Linked DNA regions of Homo sapiens: region 2 is linked to region 1. Evidence: read pairs that join two places in POLR2A ChIA-PET (ENCODE). Cell type or tissue: Caco-2. All regions are shown on one strand. Each heading gives the region's core, and the rest is flanking DNA. Links, peaks and the distances in the headings are about the cores only.

Region 1 (7,957 bases), core at 1,097-6,096:
CACTGTGTTAGCCAGGATGGTCTCGATCTCCTGACCTTGTGATCCACCCGGCTTGGTCTCCCAAAGTGCTGGGACTACAGGCGTGAGCCACCGCGCCCAGCCTTGTTTTTTTAATTTGAAATGGAGTCTTGCTCTGTCGCCCAGGCTGGAGTGCAGTGGCGCTATCTCAGCTCACTGCAACCTCCACCTCCAAGGTTCAAGTGATTCTCCTGCCATGTACTGCTCTACATTTGTTTTGTTATAATTCTTTTTTGTTTAGTTCCCCCAGAATCTGTCATTACAAAGATTTTTGAAATTATATGAACAATGACAAACATTGACAGAAAAAGATCAGATTGTTTTATACTAACAATGATAATGTCTTGCTCAATTAAAAAATTAACCCCATTGATCTTCATTTAATTTTTATCATCTTATTTTATTTTTAGAACCAAAGTTGTTTAAAAACATTTTTTTTAGGCTGGACACGGTGGCTTACGTCTATAGTCCCAGCACTTAGGGAGGCCGAGGCGGGTGGATCACCTGAGGTCAGGAGTTTGAAACCATCCTGGCCAACATGGTGAAACCCTCTCCCTATTAAAAATATAAAAAATTAGCCAGGCGTGGTGGCGGGCGCCTGTAATCCCAGCTACTGGGGAGGCTGAGATCAGGCCATTGCACTCCAGCCGGGGCAACAAGAGCAAAACTCCGTCTCAAAAAATAAAAATAAAAAAAAATTTAAATTTAGCATCAACTAAAACCTATTTGCCATTTCTGAATAGGGCTTTAAACTTTGCTCCTCTTCTATTCTGGAAACACAGGAATAGCAAATAGACAATGACCACAAATAGTTTTGTCCCAGAAACAAAGAATATTAGCATGAATCCAAACTGGATAGCTAAATTTGTTTTGTTTCCTATCCAGCCAAATAATTCTATATGCTTGATACTAGAGTAAGTAAAAGATGTATCTGAGACCCATAGAGTAGCTGCAAGGTGAAAAAAATTAATATACAGTAGAGAAATAGGACAACATCTTGACCAGATGACAAAAATTAACATCACCAATGAGATGCAGATGGATAACACATGCCATCATCAGATGTGATATCCTCAGGAGACAAAATCACTTATACAGTTTTCCATCAGGGAATGACTAACCTGCATCTAATCAAAAGTTAATAGGAGACAAATCCAAAATTGGGAACCATCTATTAAAAGAGGGGATGAGGGTGGGCACAGTGGCTCACGCCTGTAATCCCAGCACTTTGGGAGGCTGAGGCAGGCGGATCACAAGGTCAGGAGTTTGAGACCAGCCTGGCTAATATGGTGAATCCACATCTCTACGAAAAATACAAAAATTAGCTGGGCGTGGTGGCACATGCCTGTAGTCCCAGCTACTCAGGAGGCTGAGGCAGGAGAATCGCTTGAACCCGGGAGGCGGAGGTTGCAACGAGTCCAGATTGCACCACTGCACTCCACCTGGGCAACAGAGTGAGACTCTGTCCCAAAAAAAAAAAAGGCTGAGGCAAGAGGACCACTTAAGGTCAGGACTTTGAGACAAGCTTGAGCAACATAGTAAGACCCTGTCTCTATAAAAAGATTTAAAAATATCAGTCAGGCATGGTGGCACATGATTGTAGTCTCAGCTACTTGGGAGGCTGAAGCAGGAGGATCATTTGAGCTGAGGAGTTTGAGGCTGCAGTGAGCTAAAAAGGTGCCACTGCACTCGAGGCCTGGGCAATACAGCAAGACTCGGCCTCTAAAAAAATTTTTTTTAATTAAAGAAAGGGACAAAGTGATTGTGGATTATATTCTTCAAAAATGGTAATGTCATAAAAGAAAAAGAAAGGCTGTGGAAATGTTCCTAATTACAGAAGAATAAATAGACATGATAAGCAAATGCAATACCTGATCCTTAATTAGAAATTGTACTTCCAGGAAAAAAAATGCCATAAAGAACATTATTGAATCAACTAACAAAACTAGAACAGAGTTAGCAGGTTAAATAAAATTATTTTATCAGTGTTAATTTTGCTGAAGTTGGTAGCTGTACTGTAGTTATTTAAAGAAATACACAGTGAAGTATTTTGGGGTAAAAGGCTACAAATGTATGCTACTTAGACTGAAATGGTTGAGGATAAAAAGAGAAAGATCTGGCTGGGAGTGCTGGCTCACGCCTGTAATCCCAGCATTTAGGGAGGCTGAGGCGGGTGGATCACCTGAGGTCGGGAGTTCGAGACCAGCCTGACCAAACATGGAGTAACTCCGTCTCTACTAAAAATACAAAATTAGCCAGGCGTGGTGGCACATGCCTGTAATCCCAGCTACTCGGGAGGCTGAGGCAGGAGAATCGCTTGAACCCAGGAGGCAGAGGTTGTGGTGAGCTGAGATTGCACCACTGCACTCTAGCCTGGGCAACAAGAGCAAAACTCCATCTCAAAAAAAAAAAAAAAAGAGAGAGAGAGAAAGATCTATATATTGAAGAAAGAAAAATCAAATGAGAAAGCAAATGGGATAAAATGTCAATAACAGGTGACTCTGAGTCAAGGGTATATGGGTATTGTCCTTTTCTTATTTTTGTAACTTCTCTGTAAGCCTAAAATTATTTCCAAATTTTAAAAAATTAATTTTAAAAAGTATAGCTAAAGATTCAACACAGAGGTTTCTAGCAGAATTTGAGAAAGGCAGAGAAAGAATATGAAAATTGGGAAAGGATTATCTATGTTATAACTTAGAATTAAATGAAGTCACACAGTGGCTCACGTCTATAATCCCATAGCACTTTGGGAGGTTGAGGTGGGTAGATCATTTGAGGTCAGGAGTTCGAGAACAGCCTGACCAACATGATGAAACCCCATCTCTACTAAAAAAAAAAAATACAAAAAATTAGCCGGGCTTGGTGGTGTGTGTCTGTAATCCCAGATACTCAGGAGGCTGAGGCATGAGAATCACTTGAACCCAGGAGGCAGAGATTGCAGTAAGCCAAGACTGTGCCACTGCACTCCAGCCTGGCTGGCACAGTGAGACTGCGTCTCAAAAATAAATAAATAAATAAATAAATAAAATAAAAATTAAATGAAGTCAAATGATCTCAAAACAAGAGAAAACTGATTCCAAAATTTAGAGCTTATATAACATTTAAAAACATCAAAGAGGTTTACCTTAATTTAGCTGAACGTAGTATTCTGGTAAGTGAAACACAGTTGCCTTCCATGATACCCTTTCCAACCGTGGGAATAATGCTTTTGCGGCATGCAACATATAATGAACATGCCAACCAGTGTGTAACTTCTCCCTGGCAAGCAAAAGACAAACAGCAAAACAGGTATAATATTATGTTAAAATGCTTTAATTCTAGAAACAAGAGATGTAGAATTATCTGGTCTCAATTTTCCTTATGTAGATAAAGGGCCAGAGAAGTGAAGATATTTGCCCAAGGTCACAAAGCTGTTAGTTGCAGTAATGGGTATAAAACTCCTTACTCTTAGTTCTGTGTTTTTACAACTATAACATGCTAAATTAATATTAATCTAAAGATAAAAGCCTGGCTTGGTGGCTCATGTTTGTAATCCCAGTAACTCGGGAGGCTGAGGTGCGAGTATCACTTGATGCCAGGAGTTTAAGACTAGCCAGGGCAACGTAGACTCTAAAAATGAAAATAAAAAAATTAGCCAGGCATGGTGGTGCTTGCCTGCAGTCCCAGCTACTTGGGTGGCTGAGGCAAGAGTATCGCTTAAGCTCAGGAGTTCAAGACTGCAGTGAGCTATGTTTGTGCCACTACATTCCAACATAGGCAGCTGAGCGAGATCCTGTCTCTTAAATCCTGTCTCTTAAAAAAAAAAAAAAGAAAAAAACTCTTTCACCTACACTCCAAATCTAATACAGGCATATGCCACATAACATCTTGGTCAACACTGGACCACATATACAATGGTGGTCACTTAAGATTATAATACTTGCCAGGCGCGGTGGCTCATGCCTGGGAGGCTGGAGCGGGTGAATCACTTGAGGCCAGGGGTTCAAGACCAGCCTGGCCAACATGGCAAAACTCCGTCTCTACTAAAAATGCAAAAAATTAGCTGGGTGTGGTGGCATGCACCTGTAGTCCCACCTACTTGGGAGGCTGAGGCAGGAGAATAGCTTAAACTCGGGAGGCAGAGGTTGCAGTGAGTAGAGATCGTGCCACTACAGTCTAGCCTGGGCAACACAGGGACACTCTGTCACACACACAAAAAAGATTGTAATACTGTATGTTCTAACTGTTCTATATATTTAAAAAATTATAATTTACTGTACCCCTTTTATGTTTAGATACACACATACTCACCATTATAGTTGCCTATAGTGTTCAGTACAGAAACATGCTGAACAAGTTTGCAGCCCAGGAGCAACAGGCTATATTAAACAGCCTAGGTGTATAGTAGACTACACTATCTAGGTTTGCATAAGTATACTCTGTGAAGTTCACACAACAAAATCACCTAATGTTGCATTTCTTAGACCATGTCCCTGTCATTAAGTGAAGCATGTCTGAATTACCAGAAGAGTTTTATTAAAATTTGTCAGCATGACTTTCTTGATTTTAAGAAATGGCCTTGATGATCCTGAAGTTTCTATCGTTTTTGCTTTATGTTTCTCTTTAGTGTGGCAGGGAAAGGCAAGAACAGAGTAAAAAGTTGGCAAGGGAGTCACACATAAAAAATTAATATTAATCTTACGCAACATGAAGGAGACTGTCATTTTTGTAAGGTAAACATTTGGGGATTTACCCCAAAACATGTCATCTTTAAAATACAGTCATATGCATTGCTTAATGACAGGGATATATTCTGAGAAATGCAACATTAGGCAATTTTGTTGTGCAAACATAGCATAGCCTACTAAACCTAGGCTATATGGTATGCTTATTGTTTCTAGGCTACAAACCTGTGGAGCATGTTACTATACTAAATACTGTTGGTAAATGTAACACAATAGTAATTATTTGTGTATCTAAACACAGAAAACATATAGTAAAAATAAAGTATGTGTGGTCCATCACTGACTGAAACATTCTGCAGCACACGACTGTAGTAAGCACGGCTCTTTATATTAGTAGATATCTCAATTTACAATGCCACAAAAAGGTGACATTTGGGAATTCAACAATTTTCTGCATTAGACTTCAGACATCTCCAAGCTAGAATCACTTCATGACTTCACTGCTGAAATACAATAGCTGAAGTTTAAGGATTAAGAATTACGGATAGGCCGGTGCGGTGGCTCACGTCTGTAATCCTAGCACTTTGGGAGGCCGAGATGGGTGGATCACCTGAGGTCAGGAGTTTGAGAGCAGCCTGGCCAATGTGGCGAAACCCCGTCTCTACTAAAAAATACAAAAATTAGCCAGGTGTGGTGGCGCACGCCTGTAATCCCAGCTACTTGGGAGGCTGAGGAAGGAGAATCACTTGAACCTAGGAGGTGGGGGTTGCAGTGAGCCGAGATCACGCCACTGCACTCCAGCCTGCGCAACGGGAGTGAGACTCCATCTCAAAAAAAAAAACAAGAATTACAGATAAAGGCCAGGCACAGTGGCTCATGCTCGTAACCCCAGCACTTTGGGAGGCTGAGGCAGAGGATTGCTTGAGCTCAGGAGTTCAAGATCAGCCTAGGAAACATAGTGAGACCCCCGTCTGTACAAAAAAGGAAAAAATTAGCCGGGTATGTGGCACGTCTGTAGTTAGAGCTACCTGGGGAACTGAGATGGGAGGATCATTTGAGTCCAGAAGGTTAAGGCTGCAGTGAGCTGTGACTGACCCACTGGACTCCAGCAAGGGTGAAAGAACGAGACTCTATCTCAAAAAAAAAAAAAAAAAGAATTACAGATGTAAATCTGATAGCACAACACAATAGTGTTCTTATACACTGTTCCACAGACTGTCTTTAAGACCAAACCCTAGAAGGATAAAAAGATTGATAAAAAGATTTCTTGCAATAATCTAAAAGGGGTGGGTAGAAATGGGTGGCCATCAATAAACCCAATGTTCCTACCCTGAAGGAATGAGAAGTCTTTTCTCAAAGCACTAAATGAGGCAGGTAAGCTTAAAGATGAATATTTTTACAAGCTTTGATTAATGAATTGCTTGGGAATAGGGTCTGGTCATGGTGGCTTACGCATGTAATTCCAGCACTTTGGGAAGCTGATGTGGGTGGACTGCTTGAGTTCAGGGGTTCGAGACTAGCTTGGGTAACACAGCAAAACCCTATCTCTACAAAATACAAAAAAATTAGCAGGACGTGGTGGTATGCGCCTGTAGTCCCAGCTACTCTGGAGGCTGAGATGGGAGAAGTGCCTGAGGCCCTTTTTTTGTCTCAAAAAAGAAAAAGAGAAAGAGTTGTTTGGGATTAGCATCCAAGTATTATAGAGCCTTTGGATACAGGCTACTAAATGAAAATTCTAGCAAGATGGTGAAAATATAAGTCCTAAAATTATTGTTTCGATTTTTTTAAAGACATTAAAGAATACACTGATTTTTATTTTACTTTTTAAAACAGGGTCTCACTCTGTTGCCCCAGGCTGGAGTGCAGTGGTACAATCAGGGCCACTGCAGTCTTGACTTCCCAGGAATGAGGGCCACTGCAGCCTCGACCTCCCAGGCTCAAGCAATCCCCCCACCTTAGCCTCTGGAGTAGCTGGGACTAAAGGCACATGCCACCACACCCAGCTAATTTTTGTAGAGATGGGGTTTCACCATATTGCCCAAGCTGGTCTCAAACTCCTGGGCTCAAGTGATCCACCTGCCTCAGCCTCCCAAAATGTCGGGATAACAGGTGTGAGCCACCATGCCCAGCCTATTTTATTTTGTGTAGAGATAGGGTCTCACTATGTTGCCCAGGCTGGTCTTGAACTTCTGGGCTCAAGTGATCCTCCTGCCTCAGCCTCCCAAAGTGCTGGGATTATAGGTGTGAGCCACTGTGCCTGGCCTGACTTTCTTTCCTTAAAAAAGTCAACTATTTTATTCCATGAGAATAAAATAGAATACAATTCTATTTGATAAAATCCTATTTCATAAAAATTCTATGAATTCTATGATATCAGAAACCATTTTTTGCATTTCTAAGGCCTACTTGCCAGGCCTTAGAAATACAAAAAATGTTTTCTGATCTCACAGAACTTCACATCTGGAGCTAAGAAGAGGAACAGATACTATCATTTATAATTGGTGAGATATACAAGCTATAAGAAGAACTGAAGATAAAGTGTTGTAGGAGAATATAGTGCAGTGAATAACTGATTTTGACTACAGTTTAGGGAAGGCCTCACAAAAGGAGACAAAATTTGTAAATCAATAAAAATGTAAGCAGGAGTTTGTCAGGTAGACTAGAGAGGGGTAGGGATTGGAGAAAGACTTCTTAGGAAGCATGAGATATATGAAAATGACTACTCCAAATACCTTTAAAAAATTGATTTTAAAAAAAGAGGAAAATAAACACTGGATAGAATAAACACAAAATTTCAGTTCATACATTTGTGCTTTCTAAAGCAAGCATTGGGCTGGGCTCGGTGGCTCATGCTTGTAATCCCAATGCTCTGGGAGGCTGCGGCAGAAAAATCACTTGAGGCCAGTTCAAGACCAGCTTGGGCAACATAGTCAGATACTATCTCCACAAAAAATTGAAAAATTAGCTGAGCACCGTGGTGCATGCCTATAGTCCCAGCTACTGGGGAGGCTGAAGCAGGAACATCACTTGAGCACAGAAGTTTGAGTTTACAGTGAGCTATAATTGCACCACTGCATTCCAGGCCTGGTCAAAAGAGCAAGACCCTGTTTCTTTCCATTTTTTTTTTTTTTTTGAGATGGAGTTACACTCTTGTGCAGGGTGGAGTGCAATGGCGTGATCTTGGCTCACTGCAACCTCTACCTCCTGGTTTCAAGAGATTCTCCTGCCTCAGCCTCCTGAGTAGCTGGGATTACAAGTGCACGTCACCATGCTCA
Region 2 (7,957 bases), core at 1,051-6,050, 380 kb after region 1:
GGTTCTAGGTGTGTTAATACAAAATAATGAGATGTTGAGGTGGGAGAATTGTTTGCGGCCAGGAGTTTGAGACTAGTCTGAGCAACATAACAAGACCCCCCCAATCTCTAAAAAAAATTTGTTTTAATTAACAGGGCGAAGGGGGCACACCTGTATTCCCAGCTACTTGAGAAGCTGAGGCAGAAGGATTGCTTGAGCCCAGGAGTTTGAGGCTGCAATGAGCTATGATTGCACTGCTGCACTCCAGCCTGAGTGACAGAGCAAGATCTTGTCTCTGAAAATAACAATAATAATACAAAATACAAAACAAAGTATATTATGCACTTGTCAGCCTCACTGATCATTGCAAGAGCCAAGGATGAGAAAAGATGAGGAATACAAGATCCCAGCCAGGAGGTGAGATGAAACTGGGGCCTGCAGGGGCTGCTAACACCCATGGAGGGGGAGTTCTAAGCCCTAGAAGGACACAAGAATCAGGTTGCCCATGAGAGGCAGCGGTTTAATTAGGTCCTGTTCAACCTGACACATGTGACTGTCCGACCATAATCCCTCTGCGATGACCCATCTGCTCCCTGCTGCATCCTTAATTGTTCAATGTCCTGGCCCCTTCCACTCACTAACCCTCACACATCTCATGCTTGATCAAAACTAGTTCTCGCTGGACCCTGCCTTCCTGCCTCTCTCCTTCCTGCCTGCCTCTCTCCTTCCTTCCTGCCTCTCTCCTTCCTTCCTTTTTCTTTCTTGAGTGGTTTCCCAACCAGTTGTGCCCCTCCCCTCTCCTCACCAGCTGCTCCCATGAAGGTCCTCCAAAGCTTCCCATCGGCCAAGCCCAGGGGCTCCATGGCTTGCTCATCCCCCATCCAAACTCTCTGCTCACAGCCCATGGGTGACCCTGTCCACCTGCTGGAAACGCCCTCCTCCCTTGCTTCCCAGAGCACCTTCTCCTGTTCTCCTGGGACCCCCTTGAGGACCTTCATCAGTCTCCTTGGTACCTTCTCCTGCTCCCCTAGGACCCCCTTGTGGGCCTTCATCAACATCCTTAGCGGGCTTGTCTTTCTGCATCCAGTGCCTATGTCTGGCGAGGTCCAGGACTCAGCCCCAGGCCTCTTCTCCTTGGCATTCCCTCAGGTTCCTGGACTGTGTCCTCCTTCCCAGCCTGGCGTTCTAGGTTAGACGTTGGTCTCTGAGCTGTAGCCCAGGCCACTAAAGCACCCTGGCTAGCAACCATGGATGGCACTTCTCAGCCCCCACCCTACTTGGGGTGTAAGCAGATGGCAAGGCCCTCTATGCATCTCCGCCTCAGTCCCCAGAGCAGGTGGCTCCGGAAATCCCGTTGGCCCTCCTGCTCAGCTGGCTCATGTCTGGAACCTATCCTGACATTGTCATGTCTCCCATTGTGTTCTTGCTGGGCCTGCTCAGCCCCTTTGGTGCAGAGGACTCCACCTGCAGACTTACTCGGTTACTCTCCACATGGTGGCCGGAGGATCTTTAAGAAATGGAAGTCAGTTCTCAGACCCACAACGCCCCCCACTGCAGTTGGAATAAACTCCAACAAGGCCCTGTGTGAAGTGCCTCTGTTTCCCACTCCACCCTCTTGCTCCCTTCCCCTTGCTCGCTGGTGCAGCCACACTAGCCTTGTTGCCCGTCCTGGAACACACCAGGACATGGACATTATGGGGACATGCAATTCAGCCCATTTACAGGGCCCTGCTTTACAGGATCTCTGTTAATGGGCTGAACTGCACCCCCCACAATTCATGTGTTCAAGTCCTAACCTCCTATACTCCAGATTGTGACCTTATTTGGAAATAGGGTTGTGCAGGCTGGGCGCGGTGGCTCACGCCTGTAATCCCAGCGCTTTAAGAGGTCAAAGCGGGTGGATCACCTGAGGTCAGGAGTTCAAGACCAGCCTGGCTAACATGGTGAAACCTCGTCTCTACTAAAAATACAAAAATTAGCCAGGCATGGTGAGACATGCCTGTAATCCCAGCTACTCTGGAGGCCGAGGCAGGAGAATCGCTTGAACCCGGGAGGCAGAGGTTGCAGCGGGCCAAGATCACACCACTGCACTCCAGCCTGGGTGACAGAGCAAGACTAAATCTCAAAAAAGAAAAAAAAAAAAAAAGAAATAGGGTTGTGTAGATGTAATTCATTAAGATGATGATATGGTTTGGATCTGTGTCCCCACCTAATCTTATGTTGAAGTGTAATCCCCGGTGTTGAGGGTGAGGCCTGATGGGAGGTGATTGGGTCACGGGGCATGGGGGACATGGGGCGGTTCCTCATGAACGGTTTAGCGCCATCCCCCTCGGTGCTGTTCTCATAAGTTCTCATGAGATCTGGCTGTTTAAAAGTGGGTAGCGCCATCCTACTCCCTTTTGATCCTGCTCTGGCCATATAAGACAAGCCTGCTTCCCCTTCACACCTTCTGCCATGATTGTAAGTTTCCTGAGGCCTCGCCAAAGCAGAAGCTGCTATGTTTCCTGCATAGCCTGTACAACTGTGAGCCAATTAAACCTCTTTTCTTTATAAATTACTCAGTCTTAGGTATTTCTTTACAGCAGTGCAAGAACAACCTAATACAGATGAGGTCACACTGGAGTAGGGTGAGCCCCTAATCCATTATGACTGGTGTCTTTATAAGAAGGAGAGATTTGGACACAGACGCACACAGGGAGAACGCCATGTGAAGGTGAAAATGGACGTGCTGGTCTACAAGACTGGGAAGGCCGAAGGTTGCCAGCCAACCTCCAGAAGCTAGGAGAAGGCCTGGGACAGATTCTCCCTCACAGCCCCCAGAAGGAATCAGCCCTACCGACACCTTGATCTTGGACTTCTTGCCTCCAGGACAGAGACAATACCTTTCTGATGTTGAAGCCGCCAGTTTGAAGCACTTATTCTCATAGCCTTAGCAAATTAAGACAGTACCTCTGACAGGGATGCCTCCCTCCCCGAATCAGCACATGACTTACTCCTCGTGTCATTGAGATCTCGGACAGAAAGCTACCTTTTCCAAGAGGCCTTCCCTGAATATCCCGTCTAAATGGCTTGGCCCCTTCCCTCACCCATTGCAAGCGCAGGCTCAGGTCATCCTCCAGCCTGTCGCCCTCATCCTGCATGTTCGCCCTCACACGCATGACCACCTGAAGACAGAGTATGTAGTCATTTGCACACCTGGTTTTTTTTGTCTGTCTCCTCTGCTAGTTTAAGAGCTTTGTGTGGTCCAGGGCTTCTGGCATCTTCTGCTGTGTCTCCCGTGTCTGGCACAGGGGCTCTCAGGTGAGATCACCATTTGGATGCTTTTAGCCAATCAGCAAATATTTAGTGGGAATCTATGCTGGGGAACAAAACAGCCCCAGTCCCTGAGGCAGGGCAGGGAGGGAAGTCAGTGTTTTGTGGAAAGCAGGAGAATGTATGGAGTAGTTACTGGGGAATGTGGAGGGAAGCGTCTAGAGAGACGGGGAAGGACAAAGGCCTGTTTGTACCCGGTGAGCTGGAGCTGCAGCTGAGCGAGGCATCTGCTGCACCAGGCGACTTCTGATGCTCACATCCCTTGGGTGTCCCCCAGCCCAAGATGTCCTAAACCAAACCTGTCATGTTCCATGGAGGACTCTCAGTTCGCCTCCTGCAAGGGATACTACAAACACCCACCAGGTCTCCTGGGTGGGAACCTGGGCACAAGCGTCCCATTGTTCTCCCTCCTGTACCCCACATCTGATGGGCCAGCTCATCCTGTGCACCTTCAATCCCCCACTTCCAATGCTTCTCCTCCACCCTAATGCTAGCTCCTTGAAGCCCTCAAGGATTCATGACATCCAGGTGGCTGTGGTGGCCTCTGGGGAGGGAGGGGGACACTACATCCATAAATGTATTAATTTTTCAATTATAATATCGAAGTTCAGGCTGGGCATGGTGGCTCATGCCTGTAATCCCAGTGCTTTGGAGGCTGAGGCGGGAGGATCACTTGAGCTCAGAAGTTTGAAACGAGCCTGGGCAACATAGCAAGATCCTGTTTCTACAAAAATTTTTAAAAATTAGCATTAGCCTGGCATGGTGGCACACCTTAGTCCCAGCTACTTGGGAGGCTGAGGAGGAAGGATCACTTGAGTCCAGGAGCTCGAGGCTACAGTGAGCTATGATCGCAGCAATGCACTCCAGCCTGGGCAACAGAGTGAGACCCTATCTCTAAAAAAAAAAAAAAAAAAAAAAAAAAAAAAAAATTAAGTTTATATAAAGAGTGTGAGTGTCTGACGGCAGTTTTCCCCTTCTCAGGGGTCAAAACCCTTCACAAGACTCATGAAGGCCACTCCCCAAAGCAGCAAGAGTTGAGGGTCCAGGTGCTGTGAAGGTGGCAGGGATGGTGCTGGTGGGAGTAGCCTGGCCAGCCCCTCTTGTTGCACGGTGATGCTGTTCTAAGGCCCACTTGAGAACTTTACCTGGCTCCCCGAGGATGTACCTCTGAAGGCTCAGGCAGACCCCAGGGCCCATTCCCACCCCTTCAAACTGCCAGAGACTGTCTTGGGGGTGCCCACTGACCCCTTGAGCCCCCTTGCTCTGGTTCCATGACTGTGATGTGTACTAGACAACAGGGCTCTGAGTGGCCTCCGGGGCATCCGCTATAGACAGGGAAGGTGGCCTAAGGATCCCGAGAGTCCACTGTGGTCAGGGCCCAAATTGCTGGAAGAAGGGAGTGGTGGCTCTGTGCGAGCTCTCCCCGAACCACCTGCCCACTATTTCTACGGCCACAGAGACTGAGGCACAGAGAGGGGTGGCCATCTGCCTGGAGTCATGGGGTGAGGCAGGGGTCACTCTGTCCCCTGAGGCCTTTACCCTGAAAGTGATCCTTGCCCTGAGCCCATCCCATAACCCCATGGGCTTCCTGTTAGTCCAGCACCTGCCTCCAGAGTTGGGGGCTTTTGAGGCAAGGGAGGGCAAACTTGCCCTGAGAATCCTAGTCCTACTGCATGCAGCCTTTATTTCCTGATCCCACAGGAACTCCAGGAGTCAGGAGCCCTCCCTGTCAACAGCCTCTTCTCCCCTACCCCACACCTACCCTCCCCCAAACCCAGCCTCTGCTCACTATGTCTTCCTTGACACCCCAATTGGTTTTCATCATTTTTTTTTTAAAGATTGAACTGCATTTCAGACATTTGCATTTCATGTCAGAAAATGTGAATTCAGCAGCCGCCAGGATGAATGCCAGTCGCCAGGTGCTGAGGGTGAAGGCGAGGGCCGGTGTCTCCAGCTGTGGGGCAGGACAAAGTCCCTGTGATGCCAGCTGCCACCAGGACCCAGGGACAGGCGAGAGGGCCCCAGAAGAATGCCGAGCTCACGTTACTTGGCAGAAAGAAAATGATTCAATTTTGTTCTATTCACCGAAACACATGTTCTTGTCCAAAGCTAATTTCCTGCTGCCCCCAGCTTGATTGTGTCTCTGTTTCGTCTCTCACTCTGAACACCGTCCTCTTCTTAAGAATCTTGGGATTCTGAACTGCTTTTCTATTTCCAGAATTCCACATTGCGATTTTCATTTTTCTGTCTCTGGAAGGATGTGCCAGTTGCCTTTACAAAGGGGGCCTGAGAGGCTGGAGGAGACGGGCAGGAGGGAGACTTTTCTCTGGGTGGCCTTTTGTGGATTTTGAATTTTGAACCATATAAATGTACTTTCTGATTTAATGAAAAACATTTAAAAATTAAAAAATTGTTTCCACTTAAAAATAATACCTTTCGGGACCCTGCTCCCCTGTCTCTCCCCCTTGTCCCTCTCTCCCTTGTAGCTAGAGCCTTCACTGCCTCCCTTTTTACGGCTCCTCTGCCTTCACCCAAGGCTGCTCCGACAAGGATCCCCCCAAAGCCTCCCCAGGGCCAAGTCACCTCCTCTGCCCTCTCTGGACACAGCCCATGGCCAGCCAGTTCACCTTTTGGAAACCCTCCTCCTTGGGTTCCTGTGTGTCTCCTCCTCATGTCTGTCCTCTGGCCCTCCCTTTTCAATCTCCCTGGGGGGCCCCCAAATGCTGGCATGGTCTGGGCCTCTGCCTGGACTCTCTCCCACAGTATCACCCACCCCTGATGCTTCGACACCCTCCTGGACCCAGTGACCTCCAGTGTACACTCCACACCAAATCAGGTCCTTCCCTGCTTGGATCCACTCTTACCCCTCCATCCCTGCCGAGCCCCAGATCCCGGATCCACCTGCCTCCTTGACACCCCATTTGTTTACTTCAGGGACCTCACATCAACACATCTGGATGGGCTGGCTTCAAGTCTGAACTCTGCCACCTCCTTGTTGTGGGCAAGTTTCTCAACCTCTGTGTGTCTCTGTTTCCTTGTGTGTAAACGATGATAGATGAGGTAGTATCTACCTTATGGTATAGTTGTAAGTATGAATGAATTAACATTAAGTAACACTCCTAGAACAGTGTCTGGCAAATCGTAAATACTAAAATGCATTTGTTGGATAAAAATGTCCCAAATGGAACTCCTGATTTTCCTCTTGCAAACCTTATCCTCTTGCAGCTTCCCTTCCCGCTGCCATTCAACCCATTCTGAATGCCAGAAACCCAGGGGTCTTGCTTGACACTGCCCTCCTCTTCCTCCTCCTCCTCCTCTGCTTCTCTTCCCCCAGGGTGCACCCCATCCCCAACTCTGGCCCATTTTATTTCCTAAATCTCTCTCCATCTCCACCCTTTCCCTGGCCCATGGTCCCCTGAAATTGCTCTTGTTAAGCTCATCAGTGTTCCACTAATTGCCAAATCAAAAGAAATTTTCAGCCTTCATCGGTTTGGATTTTCTGCTACATTTGGTCCTGCTGATCTTGCTCTCCTAGAAACGCTTCACTAGCCCAGTTTCCATGACAACCTGCTCTCCAGCTCTGCTCACGTGGCCACGTGGCACTGACATTTCTTTCTCTCCGTTGCTTTTGTAGGTGCCCCAGGCTCTGCCAGCCCCTGAAATGATGGGTTGGAGGTCCTTAGATTCCAACAGGACTCTCCCTACCTCTCAGTCTCCCCAAGACATGGCCACCCCAACTCTGCAGCTCTGGTTGAGATGTCCTCCTGAAAGCCAGACTGCTGGACCTGACTTCCCGCTGGCCATGACTTCCTACTGGCCATGACTTCCCGCTGGCCATCTCCCCCAGGTGTCCGCAGGCCCCACAAAGTCAACTTTGAATTGTGGCCATTACCCCTCCCTAATCCACTTGCTTCTCCAAGTCCCAGTGAGATCGTCATAAGACAAATATCTGCCTGTGGCTCTTACCTGCTCAAAACCCTTCCACGGCATCCTATTGCCTACAAGATTAAGTCCAAGATGTTGAGCATCTTTTTGTATGTTAATTTGCCATCTGTTTATCTTCTTTGGGGAAGTGTTTGTTCAAATCTTTTGCTCATTTCTTATTGGGTTGTTTTTTTTTTTAATCATTGAGTTTTAAGACTCCTTTATAAATATTCTGGATACAAGTTCTTTATCAGATATATGATTTGCAAATGTTTTCTCCCAGTTTGTTGTTCGTCCCTTCATTCTCTCAGCAATTAAAAGAGCATACTTAAAAAAAATTTGATGGAGTCCAGTTGATCAATTTATTGCTTCATGAATCATGCTTTTATCATTTCGTTCTTTTATGGTGTTGTGGCTAAGAAATTTTTGCCTGACCCAAGGTTATGAAGGTTGTTCTCTTATATGTTTTATCCTAGAAGTTTTATCATTTTGGTTTTACCCTTTTATTTTTTACTTATATTTTTATGCCTGAGTTAGAGTTGGGTTTTTGGTATTGCAAAGAAGGGAGACCCTGCTAATATTGTAATCTATTTGAAAGGTGAAGCTTAAAGACCTTCAATGGCTCCTCATTGCTCTTGGGATAAAAGTCCTAAACTCCCTAGCATGGCTCAAAGGGCCTGCATGAACTTCCTGGCCTGATTCCCAACCCTTTTCCTTTCTGGCCCCTCATGGTGCCCTGTGC

Evidence for each region. Peaks named below come from ENCODE experiments on the same cell type or tissue, not always from the same donor. Only the 100,000 strongest peaks of a DNase experiment are listed, where the experiment ranks them.
Region 2: POLR2A ChIA-PET joins it to region 1 with 6 read pairs; 2 of 35 experiments call an interaction of 5 or more read pairs at or near these places.

Annotation. Positions count from the first base shown.
Region 1 is chr20:37,085,847-37,093,803 of GRCh38, forward strand. It overlaps RBL1 (RB transcriptional corepressor like 1), which reads right to left. Exons shown (of 22, transcript NM_002895.5): 2 at 3,143-3,276. Among named protein-coding and RNA genes, the nearest start is that of RBL1, 6.2 kb to the right of the region's middle. In Caco-2, for the core only: no CTCF peak of the experiment used is centred there; no DNase peak of the experiment used is centred there.
Region 2 is chr20:37,468,572-37,476,528 of GRCh38, forward strand. No RefSeq gene overlaps it. Among named protein-coding and RNA genes, the nearest start is that of NNAT, 49 kb to the right of the region's middle. In Caco-2, for the core only: no CTCF peak of the experiment used is centred there; DNase peaks (open chromatin) are centred at 1,450, 1,470, 3,500, 4,710 and 1 weaker place.